2 separate regions of the Homo sapiens genome follow, and region 2 is linked to region 1. A link is an interaction called in ENCODE POLR2A ChIA-PET data of the cell type or tissue named here. Cell type or tissue: Panc1. All regions are shown on one strand. Links, peaks and the distances in the headings refer to the core of each region. The heading gives the core; the rest is flanking DNA.

The links. Peaks named below come from ENCODE experiments on the same cell type or tissue, not always from the same donor. Only the 100,000 strongest peaks of a DNase experiment are listed, where the experiment ranks them.
Region 2: POLR2A ChIA-PET joins it to region 1 with 21 read pairs; 6 of 35 experiments call an interaction of 5 or more read pairs at or near these places.

The regions. Positions count from the first base shown.
Region 1 is chr12:49,331,411-49,346,762 of GRCh38, forward strand. C1QL4 (complement C1q like 4) reads right to left here and starts at 5,778. Exons shown (of 2, transcript NM_001008223.2): 1 at 4,531-5,778; 2 at 999-1,823. The coding sequence starts at 5,067. The coding sequence ends at 1,644. TROAP (trophinin associated protein) reads left to right here. Exons shown (of 15, transcript NM_005480.4): 15 at 163-321. The coding sequence ends at 207. RefSeq lists enhancers at 4,374-5,173, 11,160-11,671 and silencers at 5,542-5,951, 10,819-10,958, 13,803-13,992, 14,023-14,122, 14,143-14,262. In Panc1, for the core only: CTCF peaks have their summits at 5,554 and 5,832 (motif pointing left); no DNase peak of the experiment used is centred there; H3K4me3 peaks cover 1,114 bases.
Region 2 is chr12:49,454,325-49,469,676 of GRCh38, forward strand. It overlaps SPATS2 (spermatogenesis associated serine rich 2), which reads left to right. Exons shown (of 14, transcript NM_023071.4): 3 at 6,446-6,713. The coding sequence starts at 6,689. Among named protein-coding and RNA genes, the nearest start is that of KCNH3, 77 kb to the right of the region's middle. In Panc1, for the core only: no CTCF peak of the experiment used is centred there; no DNase peak of the experiment used is centred there.

The sequences.
Region 1 (15,352 bases), core at 5,208-10,207:
AGACTCCAACCCACAGCCCAGCTGTGGCTGCACAGTGAGCCTGATGGGAGGTGGGGAACAGGGACAGGGGGCCACCTGGGCTTCTTCACAGAGAGGTCAGCAGGAAGGCTTGGCTACAGTGCAAGGTTGGCTGAGCTGTGACAAGGTCTTCTCTGTCTCCAGTGTTTCATTCCAGTTGGTTCTGCTGCCCCCCAGGGCTCTCCATGATGAGACAACCACTCCTGCCCTGCCGTACTTCTTCCTTTTAGCCCTTATTTATTGTCGGTCTGCCCATGGGACTGGGAGCCGCCCACTTTTGTCCTCAATAAAGTTTCTAAAGTATCCACGTGTCTAGCTAAGTGTCCAAACAGGCCAGCTACTGCTGTCACTCTCCCACTGCCCACAGGATGGCAGTGTCCTCCAGCTCAGAGGCCAGCCCTGGGCTCTTGGGATCCCCCAGGCTCCCATCCAGAAGCCGTCCTGAATCCTGAAAGGGAAGGAGGAAACCCACTCCTGCCTAGCCCACCCCCTTGCAAGCTCTGAGCCTCCCACTCCTGCCAAGCCCACTCCCTCGCAAGCTCTGTAAATATGTTGGCGGGCAATTGGAACCCCTGTTCCCCTTGCTTTTTGAGATCAGTCTCACTTAGCTTGCAGGAGCCCTAGACGACTCCTTCACCCCCTAGAGCTCCTCTTCTAGAACTCTCTGCGTGCATTGGGCAGAAAAGCAGAAGCACCAGACCCAGACCTTTGGACTCTTCCCTTATTAGGCTGGTGTCTCCCTCCACCTACAGCGTGAGGCCCCAAAGCTCTCCTGAAACAGACCATCCTTCTTCCTCCCCATAGCAGAGTAGAAGCACACACACACCCCTTTTCTGCCAGAGGCAGGCCTTGCCTGGAATTAACTAAAACTTTGCCTCTGGCAGGGACTGACAGCACGGTAGGAGCTCTTTAGAGGAATGAGGGAAAGGGTCCGCCACTTTCCCCCCAGTCTATGCACCAAGTTAAGCAGCCACACACAATCCCCCAACCTCACTTTATTAGAAGAGGCAGCAGCAGCTGTAGCCCCAGGGCCTAGTCCGGATAGGGGGGAATGGGGACTGTACAGAATGCGTTTTAAATGCCAGGAAAGAATTCACTGGTTCCTCCAGTTCACAGGAAGGCTGCCAAGGCTGGAGCCTGAGCCTGAAAGTGGAGACGAGGGGACGAGAGGGTGGCGAGAGAAAGTTGTGACGGAGAACCTGCACTACCCTGTTTTAATGTCTTCTCTTGCCTAAATGGGCTCCTCCTGTTTCTGTTATTTCCCTCGCAAGCTGCGGGGGCTTCCCTCCGGCTTTCTGGGCCTCTGAGTCCCGCTATTAAAACTGCTCCCCATCTCTGTACAAAAGAGAAAGCCACGACCTCTGCCCCTATGGGGTCCAGCGCGCACTTGGGTGCGGGTGATCCCTCCGGAAGTCGCTCTGCTCCTCTGGCCGGGTCTCCTCCTCTTCCCGGCCACTTATACCCTTGAGCACCAAGAGTTCGCCCATTTAGGCCGCCTCCGGGAACGGAAGGGTCCACCCCACCGCCAGGCTCTCAAAGGGTGGGGTGGCGCCTCGGGTGGGGCGGGCAGGAGGTGGGTGAGGACGGGAGAGAAGGGGCGAGCGGGGGCACGGGGCGGGGCCGGCTCAGTCGGGGTAGATGATGAAGCCGGAGAAGGTGCTGTACTTGTTGGTGTTGCCGCCGTGCACTTTCCCGCCGTCCAGCTTGATGAAGACCTCGTCGCCCACGTCCAGGTGCAGAATGACGCTGTTGCTGGCGTAGTCGTAGTTCTGGTCCGCGTCCTGAGCAATGGCGCTGGCCCGGACCTATCGAGGGAGAAGAACCTGCTCATGCTCTGTGTGGAGCTGGGGTGACGAGAGGGGTCGGGGCGGCTGGGCGTGCGAAGGCGGCCGGGCAGCCGCCGCAGGGGCTGGGGAGGACCAGGGAGGAGGGTAGGACATCACGGAGTTGCTCCAGCTCTGCCATTCACTAGCTGTGTGACGCGGAGCAAATACCACGCCTTTTCTGGACCTCGAGTTGATTTATAAAGTGAGGGACAATAATAGAACCCACCTCATAGGGTGTTAAGATTAAGTGAATTACTACATGTGAAGTGTGTTCAGAAGAGTGGTTTGCTTTTTTTTTTTTTTTTGAGATGGAGTTTCATTCTTTTTGCCCAGGCTAGAGTGCAATGGCACGATCTCGGCTTACTGCAACCTCCCGGGTTCAAGCGATTCTCCTGCCTCAGCCTCCCTAGTAGCTGGGATTACAGACGCCTACTACCACGCCCAGCTAATTTTTTCTATTTTTAGTAGGGACGGGGTTTCACTGTGTTGGCCAGGCTGGTCTCGAACTCCTGATCTCAGGTGATCCACCCACCTCAGCCTCTCAAAGTGCTGAGATTACAGGCGTGAGCCACCGCGCCTGGCTCAGTGGTTTCCATTCTTAAATTATTTTTAATGCATTTTCAAATTACTATTCTCATTTTAAAAATAAAATTTGTCGGCCAGGCGCGGTGGCTCATACCTGTAATCCCAGCACTTTGGGAGGCCGAGGCCGGCAGATCATCTGAGATCGGGAGTTCGAGACCGGCCTGACTAACATGGAGAAACCCCGTCTCTACTAAAAATACAAAATTAGCTGGGCGTGGTGGTACATGCCTGTAATCCCAGCTACCCGGGAGGCCGAGGTCGGAGAATCGCTTGAACCCAGGAGGCAGAGGTTGCCGTGAGCCGAGATAGCGCCATTGCACTCCAGCCTCGGCAACAAGAGCGAAACTGTCTCAAAAAATAAATAAAATAAAATAAAATTTTGCCTATAGGATAATTTCTAAAATTCTGAACCGGCTGGGACCTCCTGTCAGTCCTCATGGAGGGTTGGCTTCCCCAGTGGTGGGGCATAGGTGTGCCTGTGCGTGTGCATAGGGTGCGGGCCATGATAAGGTGCACTGTTGCGCTCTCGCCTGTGGGCGCGGATTTCCCGACCAAGCACCCACTGGTGCCCAGGCGTGGGGGGTCGTCTTCTGCCAGAACAGGGAGCACTTCCTCCCCTCCGGGCTCATGGCGGTCGCTTCGGGCCTTCAGCCCCCCTCTTCTAGAGAGTCCCACAGGGGCTGGTTATTAACTCATTAATTATTCATCATTATTCTAATCACTATTTACCGTCCCCAGGGCCGCAGCGCCCGCACTGAAGAATACAGAGTGGGAGCTGCGCAGTCCCCTCCCCCTCTGAAACCCGCACGAATTAGTTACACACTGGCCCCCTCCACCTCCTCCCAGATACCCTGCATGGACCAAGCACACCTACTCGATGTCATATACAGATAGACACCGCTCTACTCTCACATCGCACTCCGCACTCACACACACTCCCTGACACACATACATATTCTTTCACTCCATGAGGACGCACACTCACTCCCTTTCCCCGGGTTCCTGGGGCAGCCCGGCTGGGATGAGATCCCAAAGCAGGTCTCGGGGCAGGTAGATGCTGCCGCGGTACCAGGCTCCTGCAGGCCTGAAGCTCCTGGGTCGCCACCACCCCCTTCATGCTGGACATCCAGAGGTCACCACTCAGCCCCAACCTCCCTCTGCAGCCTGTGCAGCTCTGGCACCTTCTCCCACCTACCCCACACCTGCGGCCTCTAGTTCCCACTATGTGTGAAATTTTGGTGCTAGAGCTTAGTCCTTGGGGCTATTCCCCGAAAACAGAGGCAACAGTGACTCCAACTGCCCACAAGGGCAGGGAACTGTGGAACCTGGATACTGAGAGATTGCTAGGGAGGGTGTGGGGCCTACAAGACCAGGCCAGGGCCCAAGGCTATTCTACCTGTCCCTTGCCTCTTTCCTCCCCCAAATCCATTCATTCCAGCCACCTGGCTGGCCCTTGAGCTGCCAAGCCACAGACTCTGCTGAGGGCAAGGCCGTTCTAGGCCCCCAGCCCTGGGGTGAGCAACAGAACAGCTGATCGGCAGGTGAAGTGAGCAGGCAAATGTTTTCTTCCTTTTATACCTTTTCCTCAAACATCCAACCCGAATGCCCTCAACATGAGAACAGCTGCTGACTTCCTATTGCCTGAGACATGGATTCCATTCTAATTCGAAGGAGCCTAGACTCCAGTTAGCTGGTCCAATGCAAGGCTGAGAGACCCAAAGGCCAGGGGGGCTGCCGCAGAAGAAAGGATAGCCCAAGACAGGACGAGAAAAGAAGCGAGTTGGCAGGGCGAGACACCAAAGACATCTGGTGTTGCCCATAGTTGCAATGTGAGGTCACAGCTGCAGAGACACTCAGGTTTAAGTCCTGAGTTCTAATTCTAACACCATTCCTACACTCCGTGAGGCCCTAGGCAGAAGGTTTTCCTTCTCTGGCCCCCAATTTCCTCTGTGGGTAAATGAAGTCATCTATCGTTCTTGGCAGCCTCGCGTTCCTGGATTCAGTGACGCTGTTTCGGGGAATAATCTCAGGTTGTGGGATGAGTGCAGGGAGATCTAGAGAGCGACCAGTCTGAGCTGGGTTGGGGAGAGGGGCATCTCACCTGTCCGTTCTTCATGAGGTCGGCCCACATGCTGGTGCCGTCGCCGCCGCGCATGAGCACGTGGTAAGCGAAGAAGTAGACGCCTGGCATGGGGCAAGTAAACTTGCCGCTGGCTGCCTCGTAGGCGTTGCCCACGTTGGTCACCACGTCGTCGAAGCGCAGCACCTCGTAACCCTCGTGGGGCCGCCGCAGGCCCGCGTAGAAAGCAATGCGAGGCACGTAGCCGGCAGCGGGCGCCACCCCGCCCGGACCTGGACCGGGAGGGCCCGGGGGGCCTGGCCTGCCGGGTTCTCCTGGGGGCCCTCTTGGACCTGGTGGTCCAGGGGGCCCCCGCAGGCCTGCTTTCCCGCGCCGGCCCACCTCTCCCTTGGCGCCTGGCGGGAAGGGGGGCACGGAAGCAGGCGCGCCGTCGGGACCAGGGCCACGGGGCCCATGCGGGTCGCACACCATGCGGCAGCGACCCAGCATCTCGTAGTGCGCTGGCCCGCGGGAGCTGTGCACCAGCAGCGGGATGGCCACCAGCAGCAGCAGCACCATGGCCACTCCGACGGCCGCGCCCGCCACCCTCTTGCGGCGGCTCAGCCGCGACGCTGCCAGGGCCAGCAAATCTTCCTCACTCTTGGGCGCAATGGCTGCCGGGGCCGGGGCTCTCCGCGGGCCAGGAGGCGGTGACCCGCCTTGGGCCTGGGTCTGCACTCCCCCGACGGCTGCCCCCCGCTCCCCTTACCCTGCCTCTGCGGGCTCCAGCCGCGGCGGTGCCGCTCCCCAAGCCGTCCGTCAAGGGGAGGCCCCTCGTGGGTTACGTCAGGGGCAGCTCCCGACGGTCCAGAGCCAGTGGTCCTCTAGTACCCTCCCGTTCAGTCCTAACGATCCTGGGCACCTGAGATCCGCGGCTTCTCGGACGGCTGGTTTCTTAGGGATCTGAGATGCCTGCTCTCCAGACTGCTGCTCTCTCAGGGATGGCGCGGTGCCTGGGTCCCAGACTGCCCAGATAGACCACTCCCTGATGGAGAGGGGACTGCTCCCCGCGCTCCGGACGTCCCGGGCTCTGAGCTGCGGGTGCTGCTCACCGGGCGCGATCTCCTAGTAGGTTTTGCGCTCTGCCTCTTGGCAAGCACCGACTCACCTTGCTACCCCTGCCGCGGCCCCAGTCCCTGCTAGAGCCCTGGCCCGCGCCTCTCTCCTGCGGGCGCGGTCCCTCTCCGCCTCCCTAACCTTCCTCCCCTCCCTCCCGGGCGCGGGTGGTATGAGGCGCCGCGCGGCGGGAGCCACTATAAGCGGCCAGAGGCGGAGCGACCCCTGGTGCCCAGAGTGGGAAGTGCGGGGGCGGGGCAGGCAGCGGCCCCCACCCACGTCCTCCCCGCCTCCCCTCCACTCCCCCACTGCCCCTAGGTTCCTTCCCGGCTCTGAGCGGGTTCTTCAGGGTTTCGCGGCCCCCGCTGTATCTTTACTTTTACCCTTTACCCGGAGTTTGGCATTCTCAGAGGCCAGAGGAAACCCAAAACAGCGATGGGATAAAGAGGGGTCAAGATACAAACACGCAGAGAAGACAGGGGTAGATTCCCGAGCTAAAATGAGGGGGAGGGACCTCACAAACAAACAGAAAACAAAATAAGAAGGGCTAGAAAAGATAGAAATTCACCACCCCACGCACCTCAGCGCCCGTGACCGAATAACATGGTAAAGGATTCAACTGATACTAGTTGGCCTGAACTGGAAAAGGCAAATCTCTAGCCAACCCTACCCCCACCCCTCAGTATTGGGGCGCGGAGCGGAGTGTGTGTGTGTGTGTGTGTGTGTGTGTGTGTGTGTGTGTTTGTGTGGAGAGAGAGAGAGAGAGAGAGAGAGAGAGAAAATAAGAGAACAGATCAGCCCGGGGGAGCAAGCAAGAAACCGACAAGAAAGCAGAGAAGGAGCGACAGAAATCAAAGAGAAGGAAAGCTAGATAGAGATGCAGAGACAGAGACAAAGCTTCGAAAAGAGACGGACTGACAGCCCCAGAGGGGGAGAGGGAGAGACAGAGACAGAGGAAGAGAGACAGAGCCGGGACAGGTTGACAGATCGAGAGAGAAATGTAAATGGCGCGCTGCAGAGAGACACCCAGGTCCGTGTTTGGACTCCAATGTGACATATCAACTGTGGGGAAGATGCGGGGGCAGGGCGGCTCTGCCAGCAGTGCTAGGCTCTGGGCCTGTGCATTGTGACAGTGTGCTCCAAAGTGTGGAGGTGGCCATGGGATCCTGGCCCTGTGTGTCCCTGGGTGAGTGCGATTGTGGATTGTGTGTTGTCTTTGTGTATGTATATGTGAGGGCTGTTTGAAGGGAGGTATTTGTATTTGTCTTCCTCCTAGTCCCTCAATTTGGAGCCCACAAATGCCATTTTTCCTACCTTGGGACTGAGAATGAAGGACTCTACTGGACAGAGAGGAAGTCAGAAGACAGCTGTCTTCTCATTTGCCCTGCCCAGCTCAGCCCAATGCCACCCCTGCCCTGGTCCCAGACTTATCCAGTCCCAGGAGTCTCTGCCCCTTCCTCCTTCTTCAAGAGTTTGTTGTTAGATGAAACCCAGAGAAGTTGGATCCCACATAATGGGTATTTGGGTGGGGGTTGAAGTTGGCCATGCAAATTAATGTAAGTAAAATGCAGATTAGGTGCTAGGCACCCTCCTGTAAGAGGGGACTGTATCTGTCTTTCCGAGCGGCCAAGACATTGCTAGACACAGGCATTGCTAGATCAGAGTCCAGAGAAAAAGCTACTGGCTGCATCCTCTCTTAGGGCCTGGGCCTTCTGGGGAAAATGTCTTGCTCACAGGGACCCCAGAGGCTAGGAAAACAGGTTCTAGGACTGGTAAAAAGTGGGGGCATTTGGAGACCCTGGAGGTGAGCAGCTGCAAAGGCCTCTTAGAGACCAGGATAAGCCAGGACTATCATGTATGGGAGAACATTGTGTAAGATGGAGGGCACAGGGCACACCAGGGCATGATTATTGGATGGAGAGTGATTTCCTCCTCTCTTGTTTTCTGTACTCCTTCCTTGCACCCCCGACCCCCGCCTCATAATGATGCTGGGAGAGAGAGGTTCCTAAGGCTGGGCCTGTGTTGGGGGTTGGGGGAGGCCCCTACATGTCTGCAAGGAGTGGGAGAGAAAGGATTGGCAGTCAGTGGGGGAGGGGCCTCCTCCTCCAACCATAAATACAAATTTTATTCAAGGTCTTTGTCGCCATTTGTCTTCCTCGGGGGGCTGAGGGCCGTGTCAGCCCTCTGCATGTCTAATTCCGGATCTGCTCCCCCAGGCTGGATGATGGATGGATCAGAGAGCAGGCCCAGGCTCACACCAGCCTCCCCTGCCTGATCCTCAGGCCCCATCCACCCCAGGTCCTGACTCCTCTCCCTCCCTTTTCCCTCCCTCCACTCACCAGAGACCCCCTCTGCCCAGCCACACTCCTCACTCCACTCATTCTACTCACCAAGGTCCCCTTTTTAAGTCCCTCACCTCAGCCCCTTTCAGGTCCCAGTCCTCTTCTCTCTAGAGCTTCCCCTCTCCTCCCATCCCCAGCCCAGGCTGTGAGATGTGGTGACCAGCAGGGCTGCAGGCAGCAGCGGATCTGTGTGGTCGGGGGAGCCGGCTTGGCTCACGGGGAGCTGAGGGGCCAGCTCCATGAATTTATTCATGTTCTGTTGCTCTTTTCCCACACTCTGGAATGAAGCTGCCAGCTCACCAGGTCCTTATTGCTTCCCCTGCAGCTGCCACATTCTGCCAAGAAGGGACCTGGGTGGGGCCAAGGCCAGCCTGTGCACCTTGGGCCAGAAGCCAAGTGTCTGGGCTCGAGGCAATGCTGGGGCCCAGGCCAGGGTCTGGGACAATTTTCCCAGAACTCCTCTGGCAGCCAAACTGGGAAGCCCCAGGGAGGTGGTATGGTTGGGAATGGGAAGTAGGTAGAGAAGGGTGTGCTGCAGGACAAAGAAGGGGCAGTGGAAGTGGGGGGCAGAGTTGGCAGGGGGAGCGGAGAGGAGAGGAAGCCTTTAACAGTTTCCTAGGCTCCCCCACTTAAAGGTTAATGCAGCCTTCAGACAGACCAGTCTGTCCTTGACTCTGCATTAGCCTTGACCCTAACCCCTATTTATATACTCGACTCCTCTTCAATCCTAAAATGAATTTTAACTCCATAAACTGACCCTAAATGGAATGCCTCCCTCACCTGTCCTGGAACCCAGGGGGATCCCCAGAATCCCCCCCAGGGCTATAGCTAGGTGTGTGTCAGAGTTCTGAGGACCAGACTTTGGATTAGCATGTGATTAGCATATGATTTGCATGTGATATGTGCCTTCTACTCTGTGGAAGTTTTCATGTTAAAATTTTATGAAGTCTAGTGGAAAGGTCCTGGCTCCTTGAAAGTTCTCTCTTTTTGTTCCTTCTCTCACACTTACTGTCACTGACCCAGACCCCCTCAAGGGAAGAAAGGGGGTGAAGAGGTGAGCAATAGAGGGCCCTTGGGAGGGAAGGCTCCAGCAGCATGATATGCCTGCATCACTTGAACGTGCCTCAGTTTCCTCATCAGTAAGAGAAGAGAAACCTCCTCGCTGCCTGACATTTTATCAAGATCTAAGGAAACACTTTTTTTTTTTTCCTTGCACTCTCTCCTTCCTCCCCTTCAGGGCCCGTCACAGTGTGGTTCTCCCTACTCATTCCCACACTCTGGCTTTCAACTCCCACATTGAAGATCACATGGATCTGGAAGCAGCCTGGGTTGCCTGGTAGCAGTCCTCTAGTATGAAGACAAGGGAATCCACGTGAGAGGACAGGGGACGGCATGGAAAGGGAAACAACATTATTGAGTCCTTATTGTATTTTAGGGCTTTAACATGCAACTTCTCGTTGCATCCTCACAGCACCCTTTAGAGTTAGATCTATTGTCCCCATTTTAAAGATAAAAAAACTGGGGCCCAGAAAGGGGAAATGGCTTGTCCATTATCACCCTGTAAGGGATAGTCCTGGAATTAGAGTTATGACCTCCTGGCTTCCTTCTCAGTTCCCTAGAGGAGACAAATGGCACCCAAGGCAGTGGAAGAGTGAGAGAGGCAGGCCAGGAGTGGGCAGTGAGATTTGAATGGCTTCCGGGAGCCTTTTGTATGTGAGGCCAAAAGGGTTGGGTCTTGGCTCCGTGTATCCCCCAACCCCCACCCTGACACTGTTAAGCATGATGCCCAACAGGTGCTCAACTGTTGGCTAAAGGATGGCCAAAGTTAGTTTCAGAGAACAACCGTCCAGATGGAGGAAGAGAGGGCAGAGAAAAAGGAAGGCAAAGGAAAACGAAGCGAGTCAAGGAAAATTTGCTTAAGGGACAAAAGGGAAGCCTGAAGCCGGCTGTTCTCCGACTGCAGCTGGGAAAACCGTCCCAGCCCAAGAACCTGCTCATGGTTTGCCTCCTTGCAGAGACTACCCTCCTGCCTCTGCCATCACGGCCAGGCCCAGGGCTCCCACTCATCAGCCAGTGCCTCTGGCACCAAAACTCAGTGCAACCTTAAGTTCAAAGTATCGCACCAGGGTCCACAGGGCTGAAGACAAGCTCCTGGCTTCTCAGAGAGTGGGTAAAGACTGCTTCCAAGGTGTCTGCCAGGTCAGAGCTGTTGCTGACTTACTTCGGCAGCCCTCCACCCCTGGCCAGGTGCTGCTCCTAGCCTTTGACTCCTCCACCTCCCTTTGTGCCCCCCTCTGCCTCCACCGCTTGCCAGCTCCAGCCTCCAGTTAATGAAATGTGGGGATCGGCTGCACAGAGAGCTGTCAGACCCCTCATTTCTCCTCTGGGATATTGACTCCGGGTCTGGGAGACCCACAGGTGAAAGGAGGCGGGTGGGGTGCGGGAAGTTGAGGTAGGGGCGCATACTGATGAGAGCCCCGAGACCAGGAGGTAGTGCTAAGCTCCAAGTCTCGAGGGCTCGGCTAAGCGAGGAAGGCCCTAGGATGCTCTTTCTGCTTGGGGTCCCCAGCTTTTCTCTGACGAGCAGGACACTTAACGAGCCCCAACCCACCGCACCCGGACCTGGACCCCGAACTAGCACCCCAGGCGGGCTGGACTTCAGTGAGCGCCGCGCGCAGCGCCTCGGAGCCAGAGACCGCTGCCCGGTGCTTCCTCCCATCTTCTTCCATCCCTTCCCTCTTGCTCCCCCTCCCTCCTGCACTCCCTCCCCGGCGGCCGCGGCCTTTATTAGGGATTCCGCGGCTGTCGGTCCCGCCATCCATCCTGTCCGCCGGCAATTAGGCGGCCAGACAAAGAGCAGCTTCGGATGGATGAGGGTCCCAGCGGATCGGAAATGTGAAGGGTCAGCGCTGCCGCCCGCGGCGCACCCCGCTCCCCCTTCCGCATAATCACCGGCCGCCCGTCACTCAGCCGGCCGCCCAGGGAGCTCCTGGGCCCGGCCCGGGAGAGGGCGGGGTGCGGCTGCAGCCTAGGCGCCCAGGACAGGGCGAGGGCGGACCTGCGGCAGGAGCGCCTCCTGCGGGGCAGTGGAGGACTGTGGCCTGAGGCATTGGCCGAAGGGTGGGGGATTATGGCCCCGGGCACTCCCCGAAGGGAAACTGGGGCTAGCGGCTTGGGGCCTCCCAGTGGGGAAGAGGGAACAAAAGCTGCGGAGACCGGAGGCCCGGGGTCCAGGGCGCCCCCTGCTGGGAAGCTGGGAACCAAGCCTTAGAGGTCCGGCAGGTACAGATGGAACCAGGCCCAGGGCGACCCCTCCTAGGGAAACCAAGGGTTTCTAGCCTGGCGCGCCTCCTGCCGGCTTTGAATGACACTGCGCTTCTATGCCCGCTCCGTTCAGTGAAATCCAACCAATCCGCATCCGCTCAAAAAAGGCTCCAAGTCCTGGCGAACCCGAGGGGAGCCGAGAGGGAGTTCAAGGAGTCCAGGTTTTACTGCAGATTCTTTGGCGCTAGCTCCCAGCTGACAAATCAACATCTCAATCTGACAATTAGTGGTCAAGATGCGGGGTGAGGGGCTCTTACAGCCCCGGCCGCTTAGCCCTCCCGGCGGGAGGCAGAGGGGTGGGCGGTGCTGGCAGTGATGAACGACTCCAGGGGGGCCCGTGGCCCCGAGCGCGCATTCATTACTCGACTGACAGGCGGGTGGCGGGCCGGGCGGGCTGCGAGTGGACGTGCCGGGAAAGAGGCCAGTAGCAGGAGGGGACTAAGGCAAGCGTTTAACAGTCCCACTGCTCCATCTGCTCCCGGTCCTTCGCCTTGACCCTGGGACTTGACTTCCTTGAGCTCGGCCTCCCAGTTGTTGGAGCTGGCCCTGGCTGGGAAGCAAGGGCGGGGACCTAAGCCCTCTTCTGGGGTTAGGTGATTTAAGGTCTGAGATGTCAAGGAAGGGTATTAGGCAGGTCTCAAGACTAGGCGATTCGGCCTGACCTCTGAGAGATTGTGCGTGACTGTGCACTCAGAGATGGCGTGTATGACAGGGATTGATGAATGTGGATCGCACGTGGGAGGTCAGTGACTGTGTGTGTCAGTACCAGGTATGTGTCAGTATGATTTTGTCAGTGGAGGTGTGAGATTCCCTCTGAGGATGAGCCACCACCCCTCCCTGTGTGTCCGTCTCCCCACTACCCCCCAGCTGGCTGTCAGCTCTGTCTCCAGTTATGGAGGAAATGGCAGTGCGCACGGTGACAGCTGAGGTGTGCTGCTGGGGTGGGGGGTGGGGGTGGTGCTAGATGTTAACTGTGAGAGTGCTGGTCAGGACAGCTGCTCCCTTCCAGCACCTTCACCACTAACATCCCTACCCCAAGGGTTTTGAAAGTAGTGGATTTTTTTTTTTTTTTTTTTTTTTTTTTTTTTTTTTTTTTTTTTTGGCCAAAGTTTGGACACCTAGTTGCTGTGCCCTGGGGAACAAAGTGATTACTGCCAGAGTTGTCTAGCCCATACCCCTACACATACACATACACAAGGTCTCCAAATGTGAGATGTGATCTCCAACCCATGTGGCCTACCTAGGCTGGTGGTGGCCAGAGAGGAGTTGGTAGATGTTGAGCAGATGCCTGTGTGATGCTCAGGAAGAGAGAGGCTGACCTTCAGACCTCCAAGGCAGCCTATCTCTTTGGAGCCTGTACTAGCAGCCTCGGAGACCCTAACCTTTTGGGTCTCAAGTCCAAGTTAATTACTAGTTTATGCCTTGGGAGGATAATGCTAACTGCACTCTAATTCCTCTCCATAATAACTCTCTTCAGTTTGGCTTGGTCTCCACTCTCAATCCTCATTCTCAAAAACACCAAGAAGTTGAACCTGGCCTCCTCCCAGCCCTGAACCTCCTGGGTTTACAGAGCAGAGAGCTGGGCTGACTCTGGATCTCTGGCCCCCTGTTTTGTTCAGCAAGACCCCTTCCCTTTGTCTTGTTGTTCCTTGGGGCTAGGGTATCTCCTGGAGCTTCTGTATATTTATCTCTGTAAACGTCCTCTTCTTTTTTTTTTTCGGGGTCTCACTCTGTCTCCCAGGCTGGAGTGCAGTGGCTCGATCTTGGCTCACTGCAATCTCCGTCTCCTGGATTCAAGAGATTCTTCTGCCTCAGCCTCCTGAACACCTGGGACTACAGGCTCCACCCGGCTTTTTTTTTTTTTTTTTTTTAATTTTTAGTAGAGACAGGGTTTACCATGTTGACCAGGCTGGTCTTGAACTCCTGATGTCAGGTGATCCACCCACCTCAGCATCCCAAAGTACTGGGATTACAGGTGTGAGTCACGGCGCCCAGGCTTTGTACCCTCCTTTGTGTCTGCATATTTCCACATTTAGGAATCTTCCAAATTTGTCTTCCTACATTTTGGGGGGCTCTCTCTTTGTTCCTCTTGGGGCTCTTCTCTCTAAGAATACACCAGCCCAGCAGAATACCCCACGGACACTGGAGTAGGAGAAGGAGGAGGGCTTTCTTCCTGCCCCCATCCAGAGGTGATTGCTAACCCAAGGATGGTCACACCGTGTCAGGGCTCGGGCACGCGCGGGTCACTTCACATTCTGAGCACAGACGCCTGGTCGATGCCCTGCTGTCCCTCCCTCCTCCCAACCTCCCTCCGCCTGGCCCCCGCCCCCTCCGCCCGCCTGGAAAAGGCAAATTTGACATTTTTAAATCCCGAGCCTTAGAGGGATCGATGCGGCCCGGGGGCCCCGCCCGGGGTCGATATTCCTGATTGGGAAGCGGCCGCTTCGCGGAGCCCGCGTGTAAATCACCTGGGCTGGGGGAGGGGGCGTGGGGAGCCTACCACGTCCCAGGCTCGCGAAGCCAGGAGGGGTCGGGACCCGGGCGGTACCGGAGGGCGACGGAATGAGAACGACAGGCCTTAGAGAACCAGAGAGAAGCCCGCCCAGGGCCTCCCCCTCCCCCGCTCAGCCCTGCCAACTCCCCCAGCAGGCTCCAGTCTCGCTTCAGCGGCCGCCACCCTTCGTTGCCCCTGGAGCCGCCGGGGAGGCCAGTGTCGGAGCCAGCCATGCGGCGGCTCCTCTCTGGCCGCTCCCGCGGGGCCGGGGCTTCGGCGGCTGCTGTCACGGAGCCGACAGGCCGGGCCGGCCGGGAAGGGGCGGGTGGCGGGGGGGAGAGGCGGCGGGGTGAGGCTGGCTCAGCGCTGGCACTCAGTGGGCGCGCAACGTATGTTTGCCGAATTGAAAGGCTGGGACACCGAGCGGCGCAGGGCAGAGGGTCGGAGGGCACAGGCGGGGTAGGAGATGGCCCAGACCGGGTGAGGGCAGAAGCCTCACTCACGGGGGAAGAAGGCACTCGAGGTCGCTCTGAGGACCGCTGGGCTGGGATAGACCACCCATCCCCCGCCGGGGAGACCCGGGTAGTAAAGAACAAGACAGAATGGGACAGGCAGGACGGTTTGGACCCCACCTACAAGCGCCTCCACCACCCCAGCCTCCGATCCTTGTCACGCTCTGCTGGGGAAACCGAGGCAGCCGATGCTGAGAATAGCCAAAAAGTTAAAAGCGGGGTCAGCGACGAAGCTGGGGCAGCAACCAGAATTCCTGCGTGGGTTTTTTGGATTCCTCCGCCCACGCGGGGCCAGTTTGCGGGTAAATGCACCACCGCGCCCCGCACCACAGCTCAGACCCTTTCCTCTCGCTGCAGTTTGTCAGATCCCCCCACCTCCCACTCTGCACCAGTTTATAGAACAACAATTTGGGGAAAACAATCCGGGCGGAGTGACGGCCCCGTAATTGTGACAAAGTGAGTGCGGGCGGCTGGAGAGAGCGCTAGGCCGGGAGCGCTGCAGGGCGAGGCGGAGGCAGGGGCGCCTCCCCCCGCCCTGCCGCCCCCTCGTTCTTATTCCGGTCACCTCCCATCCCTCTCCTTGACTCTTCAATTCCTCTTCTCCCGGCCCCTTGCGCCTTCCTTCGCTTGTTCCTCCATCGCTCTTCCCTTTCCTCCCGGTAACAGCTCTTCTCCCGCTCCCCCGACCCCGTCGCCCCTCCCCCGGTGCGCTTTTTCCTCGCTCACTTCTCCCCTCTCCTCTGCCCTCCACTCGTTTCTTCAGCTTTTCCTCGCGCTTACATTGCCCTTGGGCCCCTGGCTCTCCCCGCACAATCCGCTTCTCTCCCTCCCCACTCCTCCCTTCCTGAGATCGAACCCTGAGCCCCTTCCCGACCCCCACTCTCTGGGCCGCCAGCGCAGCCCCGCATTTCTGGGTTCCTCGGGAAGTAAACCTGGGGGCGCGCTGCGGCCCCGGGTGCCCCGGCGGCCAGCCCCTTCCCTCTCCCTTGTATGGCTGCCGCCCCCGCCCCACCACCTGAGCCGGGAGATAGTTTGTTTGTCCAGCGGCGGCCGCCGCCGCCCACGCTGTTTGCAAA
Region 2 (15,352 bases), core at 6,517-11,516, 120 kb after region 1:
TTGCATGTCAGCAACAGAAGAGAACACACATCATACAGCATTTACAGCAGTGGACAAAGAGGTAGGGGAAATGCAAGTATTGGTTCATTTAATACATTCAACTAATGTGGGCTATCTAAGAACAAAACTCACTTAAAGTCTTTCAACAGATGTAGATGTTCTTTGAATGCAAAAAACATTCATACATCATTTGCTGTTATTGCTGTCTGCATACCCTCTCACCAAAGCTTCAGGATTGAGAGACACATATCACCAAGTTTAAAAATATCCATTATGGATCAGGCGTGGTGGCTCATGCCTGTCATCCCAGCACTTTGGGAGGCTGAGGCAGGAGGATTGCTTCGGCCTAGGAGTTAGAGACCAGACTGGGCAACATGGTGAAACCCTGTCTCTACAAAAGATAAAAAAATTAGCCAGGCATGGTGGTATGCGCCTGTAGCCGTGACTCAGGAGGCTGAGGTGGGAGGATCATCTGAGCCTGGGAGGTGGAAGTTGCAGTGAGCCAGGGTCGCACTGCTGCACTCCAGCTTGGGTGACAGAGTGAGGCTCTGTCTTTAAAAAAAAAAAAAAAAAACAGTCCATTCTGCACCACCAAGTTTTGTCATGTGCTCTTACCTCTTCACGTTCATGCTAGCCTTTCATATCTCAGCACCACCATCAATTGCACATAAAGTTTCAAAAGTGCACACAGCCTTTACCCTTGCCTTTGTAGCGTTGATACGATTTCATAAACTAAAGGGTCTGCTCAGTTTTTACCGTTTTTGGTTTTGTTTTTTTAATTAAAAAAAATTTTAAAGTCTGGCTTGCTGAAGTTACATCTGTATCTATTATCCTTCTGGTCAGTTAGCGATTGGTTAAAGGTTGTATTAAAACACCATGAGCCAGTAAAGCTTGCACCCTCTGTCTGTAGATCTTTGTGTGTTGGGAACTGCCTTCAAAGCTCATAATTTTTAATTTCCACTGGGCCTTTTTGAGTCTTTGCTGCTGCTATGTGTACGCTTATGGTCAGCCAGAGGTGTGTGGATAGTTTGGACCTTCTCCAATATCTGCATCATGAATGTGTGGAACATTTACCAAGGTCTCCTATAGTCTCTGTTTTCTGACACAGGATCTTGCTCTGTTGCTGAGGCTAGAGTTCAGTGGCACAGTCATGGCCCTCTGCAGCCTCAGCTTCCCGGGCTCAAGCAGTGCCCCCACCTTAGCCTTCCGAGTAGCTGGGACTACAGGTGTGTGCTACCATCCCTGGCTAATTTTTAAATTTTATTTTTTGTCAAGGTAGGATCTTACTCTGTTGCCAGGTTATGTTTGTTTGTTTGAGACAGGGTCTCATTCCGTTGCTTAGGCTGGCGTGCAGTGGCACAGTCATGGCTCATTGCAGCCTCGACCTCCTGGGCTCAAGCCATCCTCCCACCTCACCCGCCTAAGTAGCTGGGAGTACAGGCACATGCCACCATGCCCAGCTAATTTTTGTATTTTTTGTAGAGACACAGTCTTGCTATGTTGGCCCAGCTGGTCTCAAACTCCTGGGCTAAAGCAGTCCCCGCACCTTGGCCTCCCAAAGTGCTGGGACTACAGGCATGAGCCATGGTGCCCAGGTCCCTTAGTCTTGTTTCTGGATTTCCCTTTTAAATTTCTATCTAATCTCCTGTTCTTTTGCTTGCACCAACCATGACAGCAACCTCAGGCTAGCTGAGCCCTTGGTCTTGCTTGTTTGCCACCAAGAAAGCGAACTGTTACTGCCTGCCTGTGGGTATGGGGTTTTTCTGTGCTTTGCTTCACAAGTCAGCCCCCTCTGTCAGTGAAGCTGCTGGTTTTCATGGCTTTCCCTGCCTTGGTAGAACTACCTTTCCCAGTCACCTTGGGGGTATGTGATGGGAGCAGCCATAGACTGCCACTGTTCTTACCATAGGTTCAGTAGGTTTCTTGTGAATAACCACAGAGAAGATAACATTTGAAAAAAGACCTGAAGGAGATTGAGGAAGTATTCCATGTAGATAACTGTGGGAAATAACATTCCTGGCAGAGGGAACACCTTCAGAGCTCTAAGATGAGAGCATATCTAGAGTGTAAAAGGGATGATAAAGAGGCCAGTGTGGCTCCAGTGGAGTAAAGGTAAAGGAAGGACATCAGAACAGACAAGACTACTTAGGCCACTGTAAGGACTGGCTTTTATTTTGAATGAAATGGGGAGCTGCCAGAGAGCTTTCAGCAGCAGAAGTGGGACATAATCTGTCTTATAATTTTAATAGCAGCCATAGTGAAATAGCAGCGAGAGTGGCAGAGTAGAAGACTCAGGATGAGAGATTCTCGTGATTTAGACAAGGGTAGTAGCAGTGGATGTGGTGAGAAGTGGTCCAGCTCTGGATGTATTTTAAAGGTAGAACACATGGGATTCTTCTGATGGATTGGAGGTGGTGGGGAATGAACAGATTCAGGTCTTTATTTAAAGGGAAATTTCCTGTTTATTGTCTGCAAATGATTTTTCTGTTCCCTATATTGAGTCCTATAATTTTTAAGTCCTTGTATTGATTCCAGTTATTCTTAGATTGGATCATTTTTTGTTCCCTAATGTTATCTTCTATTATAATTGTTTTCTCTGTTTTTTCTTCTGAAAGGTTTGCTTCATTGCATTCATTCTATTTTCATCTGTGTCTATTCTGTTTCTTGCTATTTCTGACTTCTTATTGGATCCATAATTTTTTTCCAGTTTTTCTTTAACTTTGCAATCTGATTTACTTTCCTTCTATTTTTATCATTTATTTTATAGCTTTTTTTGAATTCAACTTGAATTCAAATTCTTATTTGAAATATTCAAATAAGTATTCAAGGAGGAATCTGCTTTTGGTTTGAGGGTTTATATTGTTTTCCAGGTTGGGTTCTTCATCTGTTGCATGGAAATTTCTTCTCTCATTGTATTTCTCTTTTTTTATAGTAGGTTTGATAGCTGCTATGTCATTTTTATTTATCTTCTTCATGTTATATGTGGATAGCTCTGTTTGCAGCTACAGAGTATAGATGAAATAACCTTGATATGTTTCTAAACTTCTTTGGGACCTATCTGACCCACCCCTGCTCATCCACTATGGTTAGTTGTTGATTGTTGCTTTCATCCTCTTTTTTTTTTTTGACACAGAGTTTTGCTCTTGTTGCCCAGGCTGGAATGCAGTGGCGTGATCTCAGCTCACTGCAACCTCCGCCTCCCGGGTTCAAGCAATTCTCCTTCCTCAGCCTCCCGAGTAGCTGGGATTACAGGCATGCACCACCATGCCCAGCTAATTCTGTATTTTTAGTAGAGATGGGGTTTCACCATGCCGGTCAGACTGGTCTAGAACTCCTGACCTCAGGTAATCCACCTGCTTCAGCCTCCCAAAGTGCTGGGATTACAGGTGTGAGCCACCATGCCCGGCCTCATCCTGTTTTCTTTAACCTGAGGACATGTGCTGTTGAGAAGCTTGCCACTGAAGGGTTCAGTTGTTTTTGGCAGATCTGAGTTCTGTTCTTTTTTCTAAAATCTTATTAAGTGTGCCCTATCCAGGGGTATATTCTGTATATTTCCATAGGCTTTGGCTGGTTCTCACAGCTTGGCTCAGTGTTCTGGAAGATGGTAAGTTTCAAATACTCACCCTGCTTTTCCTGAGGTCCCACTGTGGTTTGTAGAGGTTCTTAATCTTGATGGAATATTTTTTAAAACTTTCGCAGAATTACCTACTTGACTCTTCAGTCTCCTCTTTTCAAATTGGAAATTATTTAATATAAGTGTACTCTCCTTTCCTTCTTGCATTGCATTTTGTAAATGTTTTTCCAGTCAGGTGCCCAGGTATGAGTTCCATAATCCTTATAATGCTTAAAAAAATTATTTTTCAGCCAGGCATGGTGGCTCATGCCTGTAATCCCACACTTCAGGAGGCGGAGGCAGACTGATCACTGGAGGTCAGGAGTTCAGGACCAGCCTGGCCAACATGGTGAAACCCTGTCTCTACTAAAAATACAAAAATTAGTCGGGTGTGGTGGCAGGTGCCTGTAGTCCCAGCTCGTTGGGAGGCTGAGACAGGTTAATCGTTTGAACCCAGGAGGCAAAGGTTGCAGCGAGCCAAGATCGCGCCATTGCACTCCAGTCTAGGCAACAAGAGCATGACTCTGTCTCCAGAAAAAGGAAAAGAAAAAAAAAATATTGGCCAGGAGCAGTGGCTCACGCCTGTAATCTCAGCACTTTGGGAGGCCAAGGCGGGCAGATTACTTGAGGTCAGGAGTTCAAGACCAGCCTGGCCAACATGGTGAACCCCTCTCTCTACTGAAAATACAAAAATTAGCTGGGCATGGTGGTGCATGCCTACAATTCCAGCTACACGGGAGCCTGAGGCGGAAGAAATGTTGAACCTGGGAGGTGGAGGTTGCAAATTCCATCTCGTTTTTTTTTTTTTTTTTAATTGTTAGCACATCTCTGCTGGCAGGAACTTATGCTTTCTTTACCCAGAAATCTTGGGCATGTATCTTTAAAATGTTTAGTAATATAGAAAAACAGCATTTGTATCTTTGTAATTTAAAGGAGCTTCCTGCAATATGGACTAATCTCATTTTGATGTTTCAGTTTTCCATGTTAAAATTCCTTTGCACTTCCCTCCTTTCATGTGATAAAACATTTTAAATGGTTTGTTTTCAAGGCATGATAAATCTAAGTACTGGCAGCTGGCCTGCAAATGTAGCAAACTGCACAGCTCATGCACCTAGGTCACAATAAGCGAATAGAATGTAGAGGAGGGGTCAGCCCATAAAAGGGAAGAAAGTTTCGTAATTGGGAAATCAAAATTTAAGCAGAGAAGGAGATGGGGTATAACCTTATAAGGGGGATAATAAAACTTCGGCAATGTCCAGGAAGATTGTAACCCCATAGTACTCAACCAGTGAGGAACTGGTGGAGGGACTTGTGTGCTAGAAGATAAATTACCTGTTGTGACTGTCCCGGTGTGCCTGCCCACCAGACACCTGATCTTGCAAGACCATTATTATTATTATTATTTATTTTATTATTTATTTATTTTTTGAGATGGGGTTTCACTCTTGTTGCCCAGGCTGGAGTGCAATGGTGCGATCTTGGCTCACGGCAACCTCCGCCTCCTGGATTCAAGTGATTCTCCTGCCTCAGCCTCCTGAGTAGCTGAGATTACAGGCATGCACCACTATGCCCAGCTAATTTTGTATTTTTGGTAGAGACGGGGTTTCTCCATGTTGGTCCGGCTGGTCTTGAACTCCCAACCTCAGGTGATCTGCCTGCCTTGGCCTTCCAAAGTGCTGGGATTACAGGCGTGAGCCACTGCACCTGGCTAGACCGTTATTAAAAAGTCTCACGTTTGCTGTTCTTCGTGCCTCTAAGTCCATTCTTTGGGTTTGTACAGTGAGTGTGTTTCTCATTTCACGTCCCCCCCCCCCCCCATATTTTTTATAGCTATATTTGAGCTGGGAAACCTGAGGAGAGGTTAGATATAAGAAATTCTAGGCTCACACCTGTAATCCCAGCACTTTGGGAGGCCGAGGCAGGCGGATCACGAGGTCAGGAGTTCGAGACCAGCCTGGTCAAGAGACTAGCCTGGCCAATATGGTGAAACCCTGTCTCTACTGAAAAAAAAAAAAAAAAAATTAGCCAGGTGTGGTGGCAGGCGCCTGTAATCCCAGCTACTTGGGAGGCCGAGGCAGGAGAATCGCTTGAACCTGGGAGGCGGAGTTTGCAGTGAGCTGAGATTACACCATTGCACTTCAGCCTGGGCAACAAGAGCGAAACTCCGCCTCAAAAAAACAAACAAACAAACAAAAAAAGAAATTCTAGAGGAAGAGAATAGACCCTTGATTTGGATGGGAAGATCAAATGGCTCATGCCTGTAATCCCAGCACTTTGGGAGGCCAAAGCAGGCGGATCACGAGGTAAAGAGATAGAGACTATCCTGGTCAACATGGTGAAACCCCATCTCTACTAAAAATACAAAAATTAGCTGGGCGTGGTGGTGCACGCCTGTAGTCCCAGCTACTCGGGAGGCTGAGGCAGGAGAATCACTTGAACCCGGGAGGCAGAGGTTGCAATGAGGAGCCAAGATCATGCCACTGCACTCTAGCCTGGTGACAGAGCAAGACTTCATCTCAAAAAAAAAGAAAGATCTTAGGGAGTGGTAAGAGGTGTAACATTTTAGTTTGCAAAGCAGAGATGGGGATATTTCAGATGGATACAAAAAATAAGACTAAGAGAACATACTTTCTAAACTAAGAGGATAATCTGATTCTAAGATTAACTTTTCTTAAGAAAAATTCTGCTTTTCAGCAGCTACATTGTTTCTATAGTACTTAAAAACTAGTTTTGTATACAGAAATACAAAAGAAACCTTGTGGATATCTCAGAAATTTTGTACAGATAGTCATTACTGTAATAGTATATGTGTGTTTGTGTTTTTCCCTCCAGAATCTCCCTGGAAAAGGAGACATGAATGTCTGCAATGATACTTCCTGACAAGAAGTTGATACAAGAAAAGGAAAGGAGATTAACAGCTAGTGAGCAGAATTTCGAACAGCAGGATTTCGTATTTTTTGCTTCCAACTGCACACTTCCGTTGCCCACTTTTAAATCAGAGATACCTACACTCAAAACCCAGACAAGGCAAAAGGATACTTTTCTTGTATATTTTTTGAGATCGAAGAAACGACAATGTCCAGGAAACAGAACCAGAAGGGTAAGATTACATGTGGGCATAAATTGTTAAAAGCATAGTTATAATGATCCCCATTTATAGCTGTATATTTAAAAACTGTCCTTCTAATGTGTTTTGAATGGTTTTACAAGTATTTATGGATATTAGATTATCGCTTTGTGTATTACTAGTCTGGGAATTAATTCATATAACAATAGCTTTTCTACTCACACAAACTTAGCAAATTGTAATATGCTTAACAATCTTGAAGATGCATTTTTGAATACTGAACATATGTTAGGGAGATGTGTTAAGAGGGCTAGCTTGCTGCAGGATATTCTATGTTGTTTGAGTTGGCATTTTTCTAGAGAAAGGCAGTGGAGCAAGAGTAAATGTTTCTGGGTTTTGTTTCCTTCTTTAGCTTTCCTTCCGGGAATGTTCTTCTAGCTTCTTATCTAAAGTGAAATACAAGGTGCAAAGAGTCAGGAAATAGAAGGGTAGTTATAATGGAGGGAAGGACAACAAAGACTTTGTAAAACCTTTTTCTACTTTTCTAGAATAGCTGCAAAAATTTCAAGGGACAAAGTGAACAACAGCACTAGAACTATTGTACATAATTGGAATATATTGATTAAAAGAATGATCATAGATATCTTGGCGTTTTCCCCTCATTCAATTTAATTTCCAGTTCAAAGTTAATGTTCTTTAATTCAAAGCAAAGCTATTCATAGATCCAGGTCTCACATGTTAAATATGAAGAAAATTCTTTTAAACCTAATTTTGACTTGATAATTCAAAAACCTTATAAGAAAGTAAATAAACCAGATTTGTAGTTGTAGCTTCATTGTGTAGTAAATCTATAGGAAGAATCTGAGCTCTAAGGAATGCTTAGATTACTAAAGCTGAACTGTTCTGTGGAATGAAATTTACCAACGGAAAAGTTTTTTTTAATAACCCAAGTTTGTTTTTTCTTAGTTGTTATAATTCAGTTTGTTTTTTCCCAGTTATGCTTGAAACATTGAGCATCTGTTTTCACCCTGCAAATGAGAAATACTATAGTAAAAATAGGGTTCTGGAAAAGTTGAGCATTTAATTTTTCCAAAAAAAAAGTTAACTTCAGCAAATTACTTTGACCTTTTTAAAACTAGAGAGTCTTTATTTCATGTCTGTGTTTTGCCAGAGCTGTAGAAAAAAAGTATCATTGTGAAGCAGGATATTTCCCTGGCCCCTTTGCAGGAGTCTCTCCTTTACTCAGCCTGCCTCTCTCAACTCCTCACAGGAAGGAGAGCGCGAGTGAACAAGGAAGGAACTGGAGGGCATGAGTGCTGGAACCGGCTGGCTGCTTCAGTACCAGCAGGGGTGAACTCTGTGTGGGCCCCGTGGCAGCATCCAGGCTGTGGGGTGCCTGTGACCCCCGAAGCTCCAGAGGGCATGTTACAGTGCTCTTCTGGCTCTGCCATTTGTGGACGGCTTAAGTGTTAACAGCTCAGTGGGCCCTTTCCCCCCGTGTGTGGGGTGGCTGCCCTCTGCCAGCAAGGGCAAAGGGCCAGTGTGACAGCCTTTTGTATCTGCACTCGTGGCTCCTGAGCTCTTGTCTGGTGTCCAGGAAAAATGAGGTCACACGAATGAATTGAAGGATGGTAAATGCGGGAGATTTTATTGCTGATGAAAGTGGCTTTTAGCAGGAAGGGGAGCTGAAAAGGGGTTGGTGGGGTGCGGGTAGATAATCTTTCCCTGAAGTCCAGCTGTCTCCAGCTAGTTTTTTCTCCAAAGTTACACCATCAAGCTGTCCCTCTAAAGTCAACCCACTTCTCTCCGACATCCTGACGTCCAGCTAGTTCTCCTCTCTGCCAGCTGAGTCTGGGGTCTTTATAGGCACAGAATGGGGCAGGGTGGGGCCATGGGTGGTTTAGGAAAAGGCAACAAACAGGAAAACAGAGATATAAGTTCTCACATTGGGCCAAGGTTTCAGGCATTTTGGCTTGAGGGTGGCGTTTTAACCGGTGACCCACCCTTTTCTGCCTAGAATTTCTCTGCCTCCTGTCCCCATCAGTTGCTTTTTTCTAATTACTATAAAATGAATTTAAATATTAACTATAAAAGAATTTAAATTTTAGACTACAACATAGGCCGGGTCTGGTGGCTCACGCCTATAATCCCAGCACTTTGGGAGGCCGAGGTGGGTGGGTCACAAGGTCAGGAGATTGAGACCATGCTGGCTAACACAGTGAAACCCCGTCTCTACTAAAAATACAAAAAAAAAAAAAATTAGCCGGGCGTGGTGGCGGGTGCCTGTAGTCCCAGCTACTCAGGAGGCTGAGGCAGGAGAATGGTGTGAACCCAGGAGGCGGAGCTTGCAGTGAGCAGAGATCATGCCACTGCACTCCAGCCTGGGCAACAGAGAGAGACTCTGTCTCAAAAAAAAAAAAAAAAAAAATAGACTACAACATAGACACTAAGTGCTTACCAGTTTTGGTTGAACTTAGCCTAGATTTACACTTAGTTGGAAACAAAGTAAAGCTTATGTGTTGTTGGGACTTTCTCTGAAACAAATCTATGCATGTAATTCATTTGCATGTCTGATATTTGGTCCCATGACATATAAAATATTACAACATTTCATTTATTCATTTATACGTTTAAAGTGTCATTGCTTTGGGTTTTAGTAGTCTAATCTGTAAATACACTGACTTTATCAACTTGGTTATACTACATTAAAAAGAAGGGTCTATGGTAGTCATTGTTCTTAGTGGTATTTCATTTACAGGCTCTCATTTTGTAATGAGTTATGTTTTTATTCAGCAATAGACCATGTTTTCATATTTTCCTTTTGTCAGTAATACTTGTAAATTCCTTATTTAATGAAATACTTAGTGGAGTTAAACTTGAACAGCTTAAATTAAATTAAGTCAGTTTCAGTTAAAACTATTGATTACTCCAAGCCTATTAGCCAATATCTAGCAGAAGTCAGAGCTGTGCTTCTTAGAGTGTGGGCTGTAGACCCTATTCCTGTCTGTGAACTGGAGAAGTATATAGAAATGAAGAGTGTTTAGGAACTCTTTGATAGTGATTTGACAGTGTGGCAACATCTAAGCCCTTTTAAACACAGTTTTATTGAGGTATAATTTAAATACCTTAAAATTTGCCCAAGTGTATAATTTGATTATTTTTAGTAAATTTATGGAGTTGTGCACCATCACCAAAATCTTGTTTTAAAACACTTTCCGACTGGGTGTGGTAGCTAAAGCCTATAATCTCAGCACTTAGGGAGGCTGAGGCAGGAGAATGGCTTGAAGCCAGGAGTTCAAAATCAGCCTGGACAACATAGTAAGACTCTGTCTTAGCCAGGTGTGGTGGCTCACGCCTGTAATCCCAGCACTTTGGGAGGACAAGGTGGGCAGATCATCTGAGGTTGGGAGTTCGAGACTAGCCTAACCAACATGGAGAAACCCTGTCTCTGCTTAAAAAAAAAAAAAAAAAAATTAGCTGGGTGTGGTGGTGCATGCCTGTAATCCCAGCTACTCAGGAGGCTGAGGCAGGAGAATCGCTTGAACCCGGGAGGTGGAGGTTGCGATGAGCCGAGATCGTGCCATTGCACTCCAGCCTGGGCAACAAGAGCAAAACTCCATCTTAAAAAAAAAAAAAAAAAAAAGGACTCTGTTTCTACAAAAAATAAAAAAATTAGCCAATTATACTGACACATGCCTGTTACAGTCCCAGCTATTTGGGAGGCTGAGGTGGGAGGATTACTTGAGCCCAGGAATTTGAGGCTACAGTGAGCTATGATCACTACACTCTAGCCTGGGTGACAGAGCGGGACCATGTCTCTTAAAAAAACAGAAACAAAACCCTCTTTTCCTTATCCCCCAATATTCTCTTGTTTGTGATCAATTCCTGCTCCCTACCCCAGCCACAGGCAAACATTGATCTTCTGTCACTTTATTTTTGCATTTTCTAGAAATTTCATATACACATATTAGTACAATATAGATATTATGTCTGGCTTCTTTTCACTTAGTGTAATGTTTTTAAGGTTCCTCCATATTGTTGAATGTGTCAGTAGTTTGCTCCTTTTTACTACTAAGTAGTCTTGTTATAACACATTTATCCATTTAACAGTTGCTATTCATTTTGGATTGTAGTTTGTGCTGTTATGAATGATTGTCAATTATGTACATTTGCTTACAAGTCTTTATGTGGACATGTGTTTGCATTTCTCTTGTGGAGGTACTTAGGAGTGGACTTCTTTAACTTTGTAAGAAACTTCCAGACTGTTTTCCAAGGTGGCGATACACAGTTTTACAATCCCACCAGCAGTGTATCAGGATTTCATATTTTCCATATCCTCACCAACACTCGGTATGGTCAGTCTTTTTTTTTTATTATTATAGCTATCTTAATAGATGTGTAATGGTATCTCATTGTGGTTTTGATTTGTACTTCCCTAATGACTAATGATGTTGACCATCTTTTCATGTGATTATTAGCCATTTATATTTTTTTTGGTGAAATGTCTGTTCAAATTCTTGATCCATTTAAAAGTTTTGGAGTCTTATTATCGAATTCTAAGAGTTCTTTGTATATTCTGAATACAAGTTCTTTATCAGGTACATGATTTGTAAGTATATTCTCCCATTCCATGGCTTGTCTTCTACTTTTCTTAATGGGCCGGGCGCGGTGGCTCACAGCTATAATCCCAGCACTTTGGGAGGCCAAGGCAGGTGGATCACCTGAGGTCAGGAGTTCAAGACCAGCCTGGCCAACCTGGCGAAACCCTGTCTCTACTAAAAATACAAAAATTAGCTGGGTGTGGTGGCGGGTGCGTGTAATCCCAGCTACTTGGGAGGCTGAGGCAGGAGAATCACTTGAACCCGGGAGGCGGAGGTTGCAGTGAGCCAGGATCACGCCATTGCACTCCAGCCTGGGTGACAGTGTGAGACTCCATCTCAAAAAAAAATTCTTAATGGTGTCTTTTAAAAAGTAGAAGTTTTAAATTTTGATGAAGCCCAATTTATCTTTTTTTTTTTTTTTCTATCACGGATTGGGTTTTGGTATCGTGTCTGAGAATTCTCTGCCTAACTCAAAGTCAGAAAGACTTTTTCCCAGAAGTTTTATAGTTTTATCTCATATATTTTAAAGTCTGTGATCCTGTTTGAGTTAGTTTTTTTGGGTTTTTGGGTTTTTTTGAAACGGAGTCTCTCTCTGTCACCCAGGCTGGAGTACAGTGGAGCAATCTCAGCTCACTACAACCTCCGCCTCCCAGGTTCAAGCAGTTCTCTGCTTCAGCCTCCTGAGTAGCTGGGATTACAGGCGCCCACCACCACGCCCGGCTAATTTTTGTATTTTTAGTAGAGACAGGGTTTCACCATCTTGGCCAGGCTGATCTTAAACTCCTGACCTCGTGATCCACCTGCCTCATGCCTCAGCCTCCCAAAGTGCTGGGATTACAGGTGTGAGCCACCCCGCCTGGCTGAGTTAGTTTTTATATGAGGTATAAGAGTCTAAGTTTACTTTTTTGCATATGGATATCCAGTTGTTACAGCACGTTTTGTTGACGAGGCTATCCTTTCCTCCATTGAATTGCCCTGACACCTTTGTTGAAAATCAGTAGACCATGTGAAGATTTATTTCTGGACTCTGTTCTGTTACATTGATGTATATGTCTGTCTTTATGCTAGTACACTGTATTGATTAGTATGGCTTTATAGTAAATATAGTTTAATAAGTAAGGAAGATACATCCTCCAATGATTTTCCCCACAGAATTTTTTGGGCTATTTTGGTTTCTTTACATTTACATACAAAATTTAGAATCAGATTGTCAGTTCTTACAAGAATATCTGCTTGGAATCTGATAGAGAGTGCACTGTATCAGTAGGCCAGTTCATGTAGAATTATCATCTTAACAACATGGAAGCTTTCAGTCCATGAACTTACTACTATATCTCTGCATTTATTTAGATCTTAATTTCTCTCAGCAATGGTTTACAGATTTAAATGTACAACTCTTGCATTTTTCTTAAGTTTATTGTTAAATAATTTGTTCTTTGTTTTTTTTTTTTTTTTTTTTTTTTTTGATGGAGTCTCACTGTCATCCAGGCTGGAGTGCAGCAGCACAATCTCGGCTGACTGCAGCCTCTGCCTCCCAGGTTCAGGAGATTTCCCCTGCCTCAACCTCCCGATAGCTGGGACTACAGGCCCACACCACCATGCCTGGCTAATTTTTTTTTTTTTTTTTTTTGTATTTTTAGTAGAGACGGGGTTTCACCGTGTTAGCCAGGATGGTCTCGATATCCTGACCTCGTGATCCGCCCACCTTGGCCTTCCAAAGTGCTGGGATTATAGGCGTGAGCCACTGCGCCTGTCCCAGATATGTATAACTCTTTATATTTTCCTGACTGATCTCTGAGTCTAGCACTGGTTAGAAGAAAGCAGACTTGGGGAGTAATTCAAGGTTGGAAGTGGGCTTGTTTGTGATTCCCACAGATTGCTAATGCACTTTACATTGTTCCTAATTTCCTCTGAAGACAGACTCTAGAGATTAGGGAAGGATGAGATCAAGCCATTATAACTTGTTTTATATTTTGGGAGTCCTGATTTTGTCAGATGATATTTTTCTCCTGTATCTGACTATATATCAGAATCATCTTGAACATTTAAAACATCTTTTTGCATCTCTCTCTCTGGGGATGGTACACTAGACTCTTTTTTTCTTTTTTTTTGAGACGGAGTCTCGCTCTGTCGCCCAGGCTAGAGTGCAGTGCAGTGGCGCGATCTTGGCTCACTGCTAGCTCTGCCTCCTGGGTCTATGCCATTCTCCTGCCTCAGCCTCCTGAGTAGCTGGGTCTCCTGCCTGAGCCTCCTGAGTAGCTGGGACTACAGGCACCTGCCACCACGCCCGGCTAATTTTTTGTATTTTTAGTAGAGACGGGGTTTCACGGTATTAGCCAGGATGGTCTCGATCTCCTGACCTCGTGATCCACCCGCCTCGGCCTCCCAAAGTTCTGGGATTACAGGCATGAGCCACCACACCTGACCTTCTTTTCTTCTTTTCCTTTCTTTTCTTTTTCTCTTTTCTTTTCTCTCTTCTCTTCTCCTTTTCCTTCTCTTCTTTTTCTCTTTCTTTCTTCTTTTTCTTTCACTCTTTTCTTTTCTTTCTTGTTTTTTTTTTTCTTTTTTTTTTTGAAATGGAGTCTTGCTTTGTTGCCAGGCTGGAGTGCAGTGGCACGATCTTGGCTCACTGCAACCTCCACCTCCCAGGTTCAAGCAGTTCTCCTGCCTCAGCCTCCTGAGTAGCTGGGATTACAGGTGCCCACCACCATGCCCAGCTAATTTTTGTATTTTTAGTAGAGACGGGGTTTCACCATGTTGGCCAGGCTGGTCTCAAACTCCTGACCTCAGGCTATCTGCCTGCCTCGACCTCCCAAAGTGCTGGGATTACAGGCGTGAACCACTGTGCCCGGCCTTTTTTTTTGTTTTTGTTTTTGTTTTTGTTTTTTTGAGACAGAGTCTCCCTCCGTCACCAAGGCTGGAGTGCAGTGGTGTGATCTGTGCACACTGCAACCTCTGCCTCTGGGGCTCAGGCCATTCTCCCATCTCACCCCCTCAAGTAGCTGGGACTACAGATACGTGTCATCATGCCTGGCTAATTTTTGTATTTTTTGTAGAGATGTGGTTTCACCATGTTACCCAGGCTGGCCTCGAACTCCTTGGCTCACATGATCCACCTGCCTCGACCTCCCAACGTGCTGGGATTACAGGTGTGAACCGCCACACTGGGCCTAGAATTTTTTTTCTTGCTACGTAATTTTGCTGAGCTATAGAACTTTTGAGAACTGTGGTAATGTGGTATAATTATTTTTAATAGATGTGTTTGAAAGTAACCATAAGTCCACTTCTTTCTTCTTTTATAAGTTCTGTAACCATTTGATTTACATAAAGGAGTACTTAATAAAAATCTTTACAAAGTAAAATAAGGCTGGGTACAGTGGCTTACACCTGTAATCTCAGCACCTCTGGGAGGCTGAGGCAGGAGTATGTATCACTTGAGATCAGGAGTTTGAAACTAGCCTGAGTAACACAGTGAGACCCCATCTCTACAAAAAAATAAAATAAATTAATGGCCAGGCACAGTGGTTCACGCCTGCCATCCCAGCACTTTGGAAGGCCGAGGCAGGCAGATCACTTGAGGTCAGGACTTCGAGACCAGCCTGGCCAACATGGTGAAACCCAGTCTCTACCAAAAATTAGCTGGGCGTGGTGGCAGGCGCCTATAATCCCAGCTCCTTGAGAGGCTGAGGCAGGAGAATCACTTGAACCCAGGAGGCGGAGGTTGCAGTGAGCCGAAATTGCGCCACTGCATTCCATCCTGGGCAACAGAGTGAGACTCTGTCTCAAAAAAAAAAAAAAAAAAAAAAAAGCCAGGCATGGTGGTGTGTGCCTGTAGTCCCAGATATTTGGGAGGTTGAGGCAGGGGAATCACTCAAGCCTGGGAGTTTGAGGCCACGGTGAGCTGTGATCCTGTCACTGCACTATGGGCTGGGTCTCTAAAAAAAAAAAAAAAAAAAAAAGAAAAAACAAAGTAAAATAAAACTTTTCACAGCTGAGAAATATGGGCCAGGCACAGTGGCTCACATCTGTAATTCCAGCACTTTAGGAGGCTGAGGCGGGCAGATCACTTGA